Linked DNA regions of Homo sapiens: region 1 is linked to region 2. Evidence: chromatin contacts called from ENCODE Hi-C data. All regions are on one chromosome and are shown on one strand. The core of a region is the stretch at or near the end of the contact, and the rest is flanking DNA. Distances in the headings are between cores, read along the strand shown.

Region 1 (6,293 bases), core at 1,495-3,994, 360 kb before region 2:
CTTCACATTTATTGATTGTTACCAAGTTAGCACCATGCGGAGACCTTCTCCAAGGGCATTCAATTGCAGTGGCCAGAAATGGAAAGGGCTATGTTCAGCTCGAACTTTGCAGGCGAAACCTTGCATCTGCTTACATATATATGTTCAGTCAGCTCTCTGAAATTGATGTTTGAAGTTTTTTCTAACAAGATGGCCTTTATTTTACAGGTCCTTTGCTGCCAGCATGATGTCGTATTTATAATATGTGGAGGAGAGAGAGCTCACCATGCTCAGGTAAAGGGATGGTATGTGCACCACAAATAACAAGCAGGTTGGTTGTCACCATATGGGAAGGGATGTAGTTTAATTATACCTCTGGCATCATTCTCTAATGTGTGTCTTAGTTATATCTGGGGTTCAGAGGGCCTGTGGCAGAAGATCTCTGAACTAACATGCATTTGGGGAGCATTTACAAAGTACCTGTGACAGGGCCTCTGTAAACAGCCAGCAAGGAAATAGGACTGGTCACTTGAAATCTCTTTCCAACTTCTATAGAGTTTTCATAAAGGTACTACCATTGTTCATCTTTATCACCTTATCATGAAGCCTTTATCTTTTCAACACTTATGTAAATACATGAATATTGAAGACTTCTAATTAAAGTCTTATCTCTGTCCCCTTATCTAAAGTTATCCTTCTAAATTTCCTTTGCATTTTCTTTAGAAATAAGTACATGTCTCACAACTTTGATTTGCCCAAACAGGTCACTTGAGATTAATTTTCCATTAACCTTTATTGCTTCTGTTTCTTTCTAATCACCTTCTTAGAGGATTAAACAGTCCCCATTGGGTTAGTCTCTCCTTAGGATATGAGCTATCTTTTTCTTTGATGCCCTTTATAGAACTGACGTGGATGACAGTGATCTATATCATCCAGTGACCAAACCTGGACCCATTAACTGAGCCAAAGCTTCCATAGATAGACCCACATTAGGAGTTCTGATGACCATGGTAATTTTGTTATTGGACTTGCTTATTTTGTGACCCAGTCTGTATTAGTCTCATCTGACTGCCTTAACAAAGCACCACAAACTGGCTGGTTTATACAATAGAAATTTATTGTTTCACAGTTCTGGATTCTAGAAGTCCAAAGTCCAGGTGTCAGCAGGGTTGCTTCCTTCTAGGCCGTGAGGGAGAATCTGTCGCAGGCCTTTCTTCTACCTTCTGGCAGCCTCAGGCATTCCTTGACTTATAGATGGCATTCTCCCTGTGTCTTTACACTGTCTTCCCTACATGTGTGTCTGTGTCTATGTCCAGGTTTCCTTTTTGTAAGGACACCAGTCATATTGGATTAGGGTTCACCCTAATGACCTTATCTTAACTCGATCATCTGCAAGGACTCTATTTCTAAAAATGTCACATTCATATGTATGAGAGATTTGGATTGCAGCATCTTTTTGGGGTACACAATTCAGCCAATAGCACTATAGGGGTACAGGCATACCTCAATTTATTTCACTTGGTTTTATTGAGCTTTGCAGATACTATGTTTTTTTACAAATTGAAGGTTTGTGGCAACCCTGCATCCAGCAAGTCTATCAGCATCATTTTTCCAACAGCACATGCTTACACTGTGTTCCTGTATCAACATTGTTTTAGCAATAAAGGATTTCTAAATTAAGGTGTGTTCATTTTTAGATATAATGCTATTGCACAATTAATAGAGTATAGTATAGTGTAAACATAACTTTATACGCACTGGCAAACCAAAAAGTTTGTGTGGAACCGAGCCTGTAATATATTCAAGGCATGCCTGAAGTGAATTCCTCTAGATAACCCTAAAGCATCTAGTATGGTGCCTGCTGCTTAATATTTGTTGAATTAGCGAATGGCAAGGACTATAAAGGCCATGGCCAAATTTAATTTGACAAAGCAAAGTGCAGTGACCAGAGGTGGGCAGGTATTACGCTGGCATTTGTCCTCAGGGAGCTCTTGCCTTCAGTTTAGTCCAGGCTAAACAACCTCATAAATGAGATAAGAGTTTTCCTTTAAAATTAGTAGCAGATGGGGTTTTTATAAAATATAGCCCTTTGTGTGAGCCGGTACTGCTGTCTGTGTTGGCATCGCAGGTTGAACTGCCAATTTACATGCCGCCTCTATCAGTATATCAAGATATCTTTCCAGCTAATTCAATACCGTTTAAATCATACTTAGCCAGGCTATTCTTTCTTTCCAGCTGCATCTCTTTGCACTTATTAAATTTAACATTCTCTTCTCTGGCTTTAATCTCTAAATGCTATCCTGAAATAGATCTGCCCTAATCGCGTCTTCTTCCTTCTTTATGCATCCTTAACTCAACATTATTACAAGTTATCTTTTGAGTGTTCAGATTTGGGTGTTGATAAATTATTAGGATACTGGTCTCAAGGTAGCACTTAAATGATCTGTTCTTTAGAGTTGCTTATTTGGGAAACCCTTTATTTCCTCTTGGGGTAGTGCTTTCTAGCCATGTCTACTGTTACTTCCAGGAAAGGATTACCTTTTTAATAGCAAAAGGGAGCCTCCTGCTGAGAAGAGTGAAAGTCCAGGGTCAGATCTCCTCCTAGGAGTGAGGTAGGCATCTTTAGGAGCCCTGCAAATTCACTTAAGCCCCTGGATTAGTGCTGTGTGGAGCTGCTGTAAGCAGGCAGACCAGTGTCTAGAGATTGACTGTGTGGGTCAGGCCCAGGCCTCCAGGAAGGTGGAATCATTTACTTACAAGCTTTTCCAGCCCCGCAGGAGATTTTGTGTTCCTGGGGGTGGGGCTGCAGGCTGTCCTATGGCCAACTGATAGCATTGGCTTAGACAGCAGTGGATTTATAAGATGATGACAGGCAGTAGAAAATGAAAATGAAAGTAGAAATTCATTTTAGCATTTTTCTGACATTAGTCCTAAGAAAATTGGTAAATCAAACAGCAAATATTTATGGCATGTGTGATGCATGCAGGCAGAGTTCCACCAAATACCAAATATAGATGTATAACTTCATCCTGTGTCTCCATTGCTTACTTTTCTTTTCCATTTTATGCAAGAGCTTACTACCCTTGATTAGAGGTCTCCCATAACTTTTCACATGAACTCTCCTAGTGTGGCTTGTGGGCATGTCTATAGGTTTCATTAAAATTGAAACAGTTAATTTGTTTTGGTTATACAGTGATCAAACAGAGTGATGGTGGGCCAGCCCTTGCTGGCTGCAGGTAGGGCCTGGTGAGCAATTATATTCTAGTAATTCAGCTGTCCCAAAATAGCCAGTGAAGTACTCTACAGTGTGTGCTACAACAATTATAACATCCCAATAAGTCTTATTTTAATAATTAACTTATGTGTATCTAACACTTCTCTATTATTAAGGAGAAAATAACCCAGAAATAAAACCTCAGGTGCCTTGAACATGGAAAACAAGTTTTATTGTTGTTGCTTTGTCTTTACTCCATTTTGCATTCTCTAATTTCACATTTCTGAAAACTCAGCTATAAGATTCTCATGGACTTGATAATAATTTGCTAACTTGTTAAACTCTGATTTTAAAAAAAGGCAAATGAGAAAAATGATTCTTATGTCTTTTTAGTTAATAATTAACATGGTAAGTTTTTCTTAGATCTCTGACATTAGAATGTAATTATTATATTATGGAAAGTATATTAATTAAACAAATTATACTTCAAAATTCTATCAACATTTTTCAGAAAATTTTTGTACACAAATCAGTTAAAATAGGAATCTTAATGTCTGCTTTCTGTAGGATCTTCTGCCTCTCCCTCTGATGGGTCCATCTTTGCTTCATTTAAATCATGAGTTTATGTTAAGTGCTTATGAGCTGGTAATATAAAAATGAGGAAGAAGAGCAGTGGCTTTTGGCAGGGAACTCAGAAGCTTGGAATTCTCTTTCATCTACATTTAGTTACCACTAAACTCTGTCAAATTTCTGTAATTCTTTCATATTTTTACTTTCCTTTTTTTAAATCTACGATTATCCTTTCCAAGCATTTCTTACCTTTTTCTTGCTTGTTCATATGACCACTCTGTTTTGTTTGTTCATTCGTTTGTTCATTCATTCATTCATGTAGTACCCTTTGGACGTGTGCCAAAAATTGTTCTGGGCATAGTATCAAGTATATTATAATTTATGTGGGAGAAAGCAATGATTTTTGCATGACTATGATGGAGCTATAAAACTAAGTATACCTTTTATATAGGAAACAGAGCAACTAAACTGGCTTGGGACAATTAGGAAATACTTTATAGAGAAGATTGTATTTGAATGGAAATTGGTAGGAGATGAGTGGTAGAGAGAGAACATTCTAAATGAAACAGAGGGGAGATTAGCAGAGTGGTATGAGGGGGCAGGGCATGTTTCTGTATTCCATGCTGTTTAGGTACTGCTGGAGCATAAAGTGTGAAGAGGGATATAGGGCTGGATGAGACTCTATAGGAAGGCAGAAATCAAATCTTGAAGGTCCTTTGACACATTGTTGAAGCTTCTTTTGTATGTCTTCAGTTCATCCTGCTCCTTGCAGGGAGAATGGCTGTGTGAAAGAGTGCTTATATCCTGCCAAACTCTTCCTTTATGACCTTTGTCCTGGTCTCACTGCTTCACCCTTGTCCTGGTCTCACTGCTTCCAAAGGGAAGTCAAGCTCTCTTTAATTTACTCCATTGAATCATTTACTCTACTAGATTTGCCTGCTTTGCTTTTCACACAGAATTGGTTACTTTGCTCTCTTAGATTCCATTTTCAAAATCCTTCCCTCCTTTAAGACCTCACTGAAATTCATATCCTTTATGAAAACTTTTCTCTACTCATGAATGATTTTATCCCTTGTGAATTCCAGAACTTTGAATAGATGCTGCATATTGCAATTTTCGCATGCTTCTCATATATCACAAGTTATTTTTATAACATTCTTAGACTATCCACATGTTGAAGGGAAGGGCCATATACCTATCTTGTATCCTATTTATGCTGGAAGTGCAGCTTCTTGCATTTATTAATAGTAGACATTGCATGGATGTTTGTTAAAACGGTAGAGGAAAACAGAGTTCCTTTAATTTGAAAGGCTGCTACAGAGGTAGAACTGAGGGATTGATTAATTGTCATCTGGAAGGGGTAGTAGTTAACATAATGTCCAGATGAAACTCTTAGAGGGAAGAATAATTGTCAGTGAAGGTAGAAGGATTACATTAAACAAAAGTCAGAAATATGTACAGAAAAGAGATGCAGTTTGAAAATCAGTTAAACTGCCCAAAGGTTTAGACATGGGAAGAAGATACTTAGAAAGCCATTCAGCATGTGTGATTGTCTTTGACAGTGAGTGACAAATGGAATAACAGGGAAAAGCACCTATATTGCATGGAGATGCTCTGCATTATTAAATAAAATGGCCTCTGGAAAACTTGATTCAATTTAAGACTTCTCAGTTGCAGATCTGGAGACAATCACAAATTCAGAAATATATTTATGAAACTCTGTTGCCACTGAGCTCAAAAGACCGTAATCCTATTACTTGTGATTTTGAAAAGGGTAAACATGAAAAACTGAAAAGAGTTATTGATTAAAGAAGTAATATGAACAGGAATAATGGAATTAAAGTAATTGAGGCAATATCGGGCCTAATGGACCTTGTTCTCTTAATGCCTTTCTTCTGCTTTTGTATTGAGTTGGCCCCAAAGTCGATAGGACTATGTGCACAGAAAGAGAAGGACATGATGGAAGAATTAGTATTGCTGTCTATAAAAAAAAATCAATCTGTTGTTCTTGCAGAAGAACATCAATCAGTCTGTGAAATTAATTAACTGGATTTTTTTACATTTGGCTTCTAAGATAATGAGACAAATGATGAGAAAAGACTGCATGCCTTGCATATAGTAGATACTCGGTAAATGTTTCTTGAATTGAAAACCAAATGATATCACAGATTTAGTTTAAAAACTACTTCACTGTAAGTCCTTTTATCAGTCCTAATTCAGTCCCGTTTCTTTTACTGGGCTGCCTGTATCTATAGTACTGTAAATGTAGATCCCTCATTTTTATTGATTCTTGCTCTGAAGTGAGTTCTCTCACATTTTTACTGCCAAGGAATCCAGGCCAGCTTCACATGACTTTGGATCTCTGTATTATTTAGTGTCTTAACTGTTTTCTGTGACCAGACTTCCTGCCCTATACAGTATTGGCAGATTACATTTTTTGAAATATCATTTTAACAACATTACTCTTTATTCAGAAAACATCAATGTCTCTTTGTTGTCTACAAAATTGTGGGCTCATTGTACTTTAGAG
Region 2 (6,460 bases), core at 1,502-4,001:
TTCCCGGAGGACTCTAAAGGCATCCTCACCTGACAGAGCATCCTTCAACAGTGTTTTAAATGACAGACTTATCCTGCTTTTGCAAGAAGTGAACATGTCTCTTTCCTTTGCTTATTTTCCTCTGAGGAAAATGGGGATGGTTTTGGGTCGGAGCAGAGGATAGTAATGTAAATGGAAAAGTGATGAGGCATGATGTGAAGTCTCCATAGTGGCAGCAGCCCAGCAGCACCTCCTAGTTCTGCTGCTGGTGCAGAGTACTTCCTCAGGAAGAGCTCTCTGGAGGAAGGAGCAGAGAATTTTTTTTTCCTGAGTCACCTGCTGCCCATTGTGCCTCCAGACTCACATTTAAGCCATCATCGTAACAGGATCTAGCTTACCCTGCACTCCCGAAATTACCCTTATTCCGCTGGCCTCACACAAAGATGGAAATAGACACTGCATTGTGCTTCTGTTTAGCTTTCCCTAATAATAGCTAATGTGCAGATTCGAATACACACTGCACATATGAAATGTTATGTCAATGCTAAGTTGTAATAATAATAATCCTGCAAAAATGTAGCAGAAGAAATTTCCGTGAGCAATTTGAGGAAGATTGATCAGTGGTGATACAGGTATTATTGAAAAGCAGATCAATTGTACTTTGTTGGTACCATAAGAGGCTCTCCAGCAGGAGACTGGCTGTTGGCAGATGTCATCCTAGGATACTTTCCAGCTCTGTGCCTGGCCACTGGGAGGCACTGATGGCAACAGCAGCCACTGAGAATGAGGCTACCAATGATGAAGGACCCCAAGCCTCTGTTAATCTTCTGACATGGTACTGGTCCTTGTCTTTGGCCTTCATTAGCCCAAGCAAAGTAGACTCAGGGGACAGAGTTCATGGGAGGTCAGCATAACGCAGAGGAGTTTCTGTCACCTTTATTCTAACTGAAGGCACAGACACCTTAAAAATCAAACATAGGTGAGTTCAGATGGATGGGGTGAATAGTCTCATACTGGATCTTTGGGAATCCTGAGATCAGCATGGGTCTATGGACAAAACTCTCTCAATAAAGCATTATTAGCAACTCAGGCTCTTGAGCTCTGGGATTAGTGGGTATCAGTGTGGCCGTTTGAGAGGAGAGGGACACAGGGCAGAAAGTAGGATCCCTAAGTGGTTCCAGCCAGGCCTCAAGATTTCCTGAAGAGTGAGTTTAACTTCTCCATAAATCATCCCCAAGTTTGTCCTGCAGAAAATACCTGCATGTTTATTTTAAAACAGGATCATCCTCTCTGCTTTCATAGCAGAGTCTCTCTCCAGCAGAACACTCCCCAGATAGAGCCAGAAATTGAATGTTTTACTTCTGTTAGGAGCAAACTAGCCACTACAGTAGGGTCCCTGGTTTACTCCTTTCTCTGGGATGGGCGGCACTTACATGGAGCTAAGCTAGCCTGGTGGCATTACATGGAGGAATATAGTCCTAGAGCCACACCTTTTACCTCCAACCAGCAACCTCTGTCTCCCATAAACTCACTTCCATCATCTGGAAAATAGAAATAATAATCATATTGACTGTATCATGTTTTCATGATGGTGAAAGGATACTGTGTAAAGAATATGCTTACCTCAGTGCCTGGCACATAAAAATCATTAGCTGTCACTACCACTGTTGCTATTCCCATTACTGCTACTGTTATTTGAAGAAAGCAGAATAGTGACTGTGCCTTTTGCCCAAATCTTCCATAGGAGATAGCCAGGGCACGGGGCAAGCTGAGCTCATGGGACCTGGGCACAGGGATGCAACAGGGCTGCCTTCCCAGGTGCAGAACATGGAGTCGGGGCTCATACAAAAGGAGATCAAGGAATAAAACCAGAATGACAAGCCAAGCATGTGGTTCTTTCAGAAGCATTTCTCCAAACAAGCCAACCACAACCCCAGTTTAGGAATCGGGATAGAATGAGCAGCGGTCTGAGCAGTGGCTCTCAAAGTGTGGTCTCTGCACCAGCAGCATCAGCACCACCTGGGGGACTTGGAAGAATGCTAATTCTTGGGCTTCCTCCCAGACAAACTGAACTGGAAACTGAGGGTAGGGCCCAGAAAAGTGTGTTTTAATATGCCCGCCAGGAGCTTGTAATGCAGGCCAATGTTTGGAGAACACTGGGTTAGAGTAACACCAGCTGCTGTATAAAGATGGCCTAACCAAAAAAAAAAGTGTTACTTTTTGGGCACACAACAGTCCAAGGCAGATATTCTGGGCCTGTGGGCACCTTTCCTCCATGTGGTGACTCAGAGACCCAAGCCTATTCCAGCAGCAGGCAGAGACTGAGGGACTGTGCAGAAGGCATCCTCACTCCCCCTCACACTCCATTGATGAGACTGCTCACATGGCACCCTCTAGGGCAGTCACCTCTCAGGAGCAACACTGCTCTATACAAAGAGAAGCATGAGTTTGAGTACACAGCGTGATAATGTCTCTGCCACAGAATAGCTTCTAAAGGCCTCAAGGCACCTCACAAGAAGATTCAGAATGCAGAGAAGCAGATAGAAGCTGGAGAGAGTCCCTGTCACTGGGCCATAACTACAGCTCCCTTTCCTAGTGGAGCAGGAGGCAGGATCGTGGCTGAGGAGGCAGCCGTTGAAGGCACACAGATATTGTGGTGACATTTGCCAGGCCAGCCTGCCTCTGCCCTCCTGTGTTCAGGGGCTATCGGTACAACTGCCTTCCTGGGTAGCAGCCAATGAAATTCTTGAAAAAGACTTTCTTTGCATGTGGGAAGGAAATCTACAGTTCAGCAGCGTCCTTCCAGCATTTCAGGAGGACATCTGGCAAAGTGGAGGGGGAATGTTAAACACAGAGTTCCCCAAACACACAAAGACTAAGAGTTCTGGAGAAACACAGATATTGTTAGAAACGATATGTTAAAATGTTTTATTATTTAGTTACATCTTGCCTGAGCATGAAAAAGATATTAACAGACTGTCAGCTTACTGGGACATAACCCAAAACAACTTACATTTTTCATATATTGCTAACTATTTTTCTGAGGCTGGCTCAGGCTGGTAAAAGAGATTTCAAGGCTTTCTCCAGATTATTTACTTAAAGAAGTTAAGCATGGCATTATCTGTTCCCATGGAAACACAGTAAGACAGGAGACAGAAGAGGAGGTCACTTTGACCATAATTAATATAAAGAATAATGGTTTATATAGAATCTAGTAAAGAATATAACAAGATGCCGCAATACCTTTAAGCCTTTTCTTCAGCAGTGCCGTTCAACCTTTGGATTGATTTTCATACATTAGTGTCACTTTGGTCATTTTTTAGTCTAGTGCTAAGTTTTGAAGTATAACAATCTTGCCTAGCAAAATTTTTCCAATTTTATTATTTCATTTTTGATCCAATCAGAAAATTCCAGTATTCAGAATTTTTCTAAATTACTGAGTAACTAGAAATGGGTGACTGTGCTGGCCTTAAGCTTCTTGTGAATGCTACAGCTCCTCACCATGTTTTCTTAATAAATACATAAATGGGTGGCTGGTGAATTAATTGATGGTAATCCAGAGGCACCACTAGATTCAGCAGTGCCTTTAAAATCACCAACAAAATATTTAATCACATTCAGTCCGGTTGACATTTAAGGTGTCTAATTCTATTCTTTTTTTATTATCGGAAATTGGTAATCCACATGGGGTGTCTCTTACATATTCCATTTATTGGCACTCGGTGCACTCCTTAGGAATTCCTACCGAAAGATGCACACTGTACTTTTTTTTTTTTTAATCCTTATACTTATTTGGATAGTGGATTCATTGTGCAGTCTCATAAGGTAAATTTTATTATGGAAGCTTGATGACACATTTTTTCAAAACTCTTTAATTTAGTACAGTATTCCAGAAAGAAAGAAAGAGAAGAGAGAGAAATAAAAAGTTTCCCTTTCCAATTTCTGAATTTTTAATATACTGAGAAGTTATATTAAGTCAGAAATTATTAGGATTTTTTTTCTGTTAGCGCTCTGGCCCAAGAAACATAATATAGCCTCTTCCAGGCAGCCTTGTCTGAGGAATAGATTCAGGGCTGCAGTATGACACTGAGTGGTGTTTACAAACAGGTGGCCTGAAGCTAAGTGGAGTCAATATACAATTTCTCACCCTTTAGAAGATAACTACTTGCTGCCACATGAGTAACGAAAATTTTTTTGTAAAAACCAAGCTTGAAATCATTTAATCAGGAATGTAAATCAGTTATGTGCCCCAATTATAAAAATGTTGATGGAATTTGCTATGGTATTGATTTTTTTTTTTTTTTTGGTGGGGGAATTACAGCTGTTGTGGGTTTTTTTAATATGATGATATCACATTCCTATTCCGGGAATGCAAACAATATTATATACTGCTTGGCAGGCACTGTAGTCACTTGGCTTAGCCAAGAATAAGAACTCTCAGCAGTACCATTCCATAGGTTTGTAAGAGATCCCCTAAAATAATGGATGGTACACTTTCCTATATGTATTTATGTTCAGATAATTTATTTAAATAATGCTGTTGGCACATGCTTTATAGCTGCTTGCATTTTGCTATACAGATTTCAGCATATCTTGCAGACTATGCAATTCATTTGGAAAATGTAATTTCCATCCCTGCGTACTAATCGATTTCTTCACAAACACCTGCTATCAGTTATGATAATAAAAATGCCACTCTGAATTGAAAAAGGGCCAAATAGAGCTTCCTAAGGAAATGACTTAAGTGTCTTTGAATGCTACTAAATGTAGTAATGTGCCTATGCAGTGCCAACACTTTCTTCATCATTTGCATTTTCTGTGATTTTGCCCTATTACAACATCCCTCTCACAAATGAATCCTCATAACCATTTCCTTATGGCTTGGTAAACGGAGCTGTCAGGAGGTGGTATCTCAGGGTGTGGACAAGATCTGAAGCTGGGCTGCACAATGTTAAAAAGCACTGGCTCATGCTGCGGGTTATGTGCTGGATAATTTCTGATTTTATGAGTAGGTCTCTGAAAACTGTAAAAGTGGCTGCTCCTTGGTTTTGCACACACATACACCAAATGAAATCTCCTTTATTCATTCTCTTCAGCCTCCAGTTCATTCCATGCACCATTGCCAAACTAATGTTCCTAAATCCCAATTTCATCATGTCCTTCCACTACTCCAAGCGCTGTCAGTGGTTCTCAATTGGCCACTCCATTGAACCTAACCTTCCCCATCTTCTCCCATCACCTGACGTGGATTCCCTTTCTCTCACTGCTTCCAGGCAAACACTTGGCTTTTGGTCGAGTTTCTCTCCTTCTTGCCCCAAGTGTTCTACCTTTGATTTTCATATCTGGGCTTTTGCTTATGCTCTGGCTTCTGACTGAGAGACATCCTTTCCAAGTTCTTGGGGTTTTCATCTTCCAAAGCCCTCTTTTATTCCTTCAGTCTGAATTTTTATTTCTCTTCTCTGAACTCCTATAGGATGCATTTTTTTGTCATGCATCTCGACTCATTTATTTATTCATTTATTCATTCAACCAACATTTATTGAGTGTCTGCTGTATTCCAGACATCACACTATCCTTTCTTCCTTTGAAAGCAATAGTTTCTTTTTAAATGTGTCAGTTTCTACTAGATTAAGCTCTTTGAGAGAAGAGATGTATTCTGTCTCCTCTTTTTGTGGTCTGAGATGCCCTCACGGACCTGAGCACAGTAAATATGAAGTAAATGCGTGTTAAGTAATTGATCCCTACTGGCTTGAGGTAGGGAAATTTCTGGGTAATTGCATGTTCTGTCTGATTAGTAGTTCAGTGTGTACTACACAGAGATTATCATTTTGCAAGATGGAGTACTGTAAAACACTCAACTATAAAACTATTATTAACATAATTTGACATTTGATATTTGAGGAGAGAATTCACTGTGGTCTCAGAGAACCTCAGTAAAGCTTTATCACCATGGAACTGTAATGTGCAGGTAGAACACTCAGGAGGCGACCTTGATTTGGTCCTCTGACACGGGGAGCGGGGGCTGGAAACGCGCATGCACTGACGACCTGGTGTGCAGTGGGCTCCACACCGTGCCCTTATCTACTGGAAGTTACATGTTTGAAGTTTCTGGTAACAAGCGTTTCAAATTTTCTTTCACTTTTCTCTTGCTTACACAAGTGGGGAATGGCTTTTCTGTGAGGGGGAAGATTAAAGGGAGAGTGGTGGGAGAGTTGGTGGGGGAATGTGAGACTGGTTTTGAACAGCCTGGTAAGAACTAAACACATGGACCGATGGTAATCGAGAGCAGAGACTCTGGAGCCTGCAGCCTGGGTGTGAAGGCTTTCTGCTACTTACTTTGTGGGATTGGATGAGTTACATAACTTCTCTGTGCCACATTTTTCTCATCTGTAAAGATGAGCATAAGACCAGCACCGGCATCACAGGCTTGGTGGGGGTATGAAGTGAGTGAGTTCATACAAAGCTCTTGATCCAGTGCTTT

Evidence for each region. A loop is a pair of places that touch in the nucleus more often than their neighbours do. Pooled maps may share reads with other maps.
Region 1: a loop to region 2 is called in a map of Caco-2, with 4 times the contacts of the local background. The contact joins two enhancer-like sites. A Hi-C loop is called at or near these places in 1 of 168 maps with a recorded cell type or tissue (Caco-2), 2 of 37 single-sample maps with no recorded cell type and 3 of 50 pooled maps.

The regions. Positions count from the first base shown.
Region 1 is chr13:43,661,459-43,667,751 of GRCh38, reverse strand. It overlaps ENOX1 (ecto-NOX disulfide-thiol exchanger 1), which reads left to right. Exons shown (of 17, transcript NM_001347969.2): 2 at 208-273. Among named protein-coding and RNA genes, the nearest start is that of ENOX1, 120 kb to the left of the region's middle. Within about 2 kb of position 2,744, at least 6 of the 41 ENCODE cell types and tissues checked have a DNase peak (open chromatin) inside an H3K27ac peak, as active enhancers do.
Region 2 is chr13:43,299,407-43,305,866 of GRCh38, reverse strand. All of the region lies in intron 11 of ENOX1 (ecto-NOX disulfide-thiol exchanger 1), which reads left to right. Among named protein-coding and RNA genes, the nearest start is that of ENOX1-AS2, 150 kb to the left of the region's middle. RefSeq lists an enhancer at 2,361-2,590. Within about 2 kb of position 2,751, at least 10 of the 41 ENCODE cell types and tissues checked have a DNase peak (open chromatin) inside an H3K27ac peak, as active enhancers do.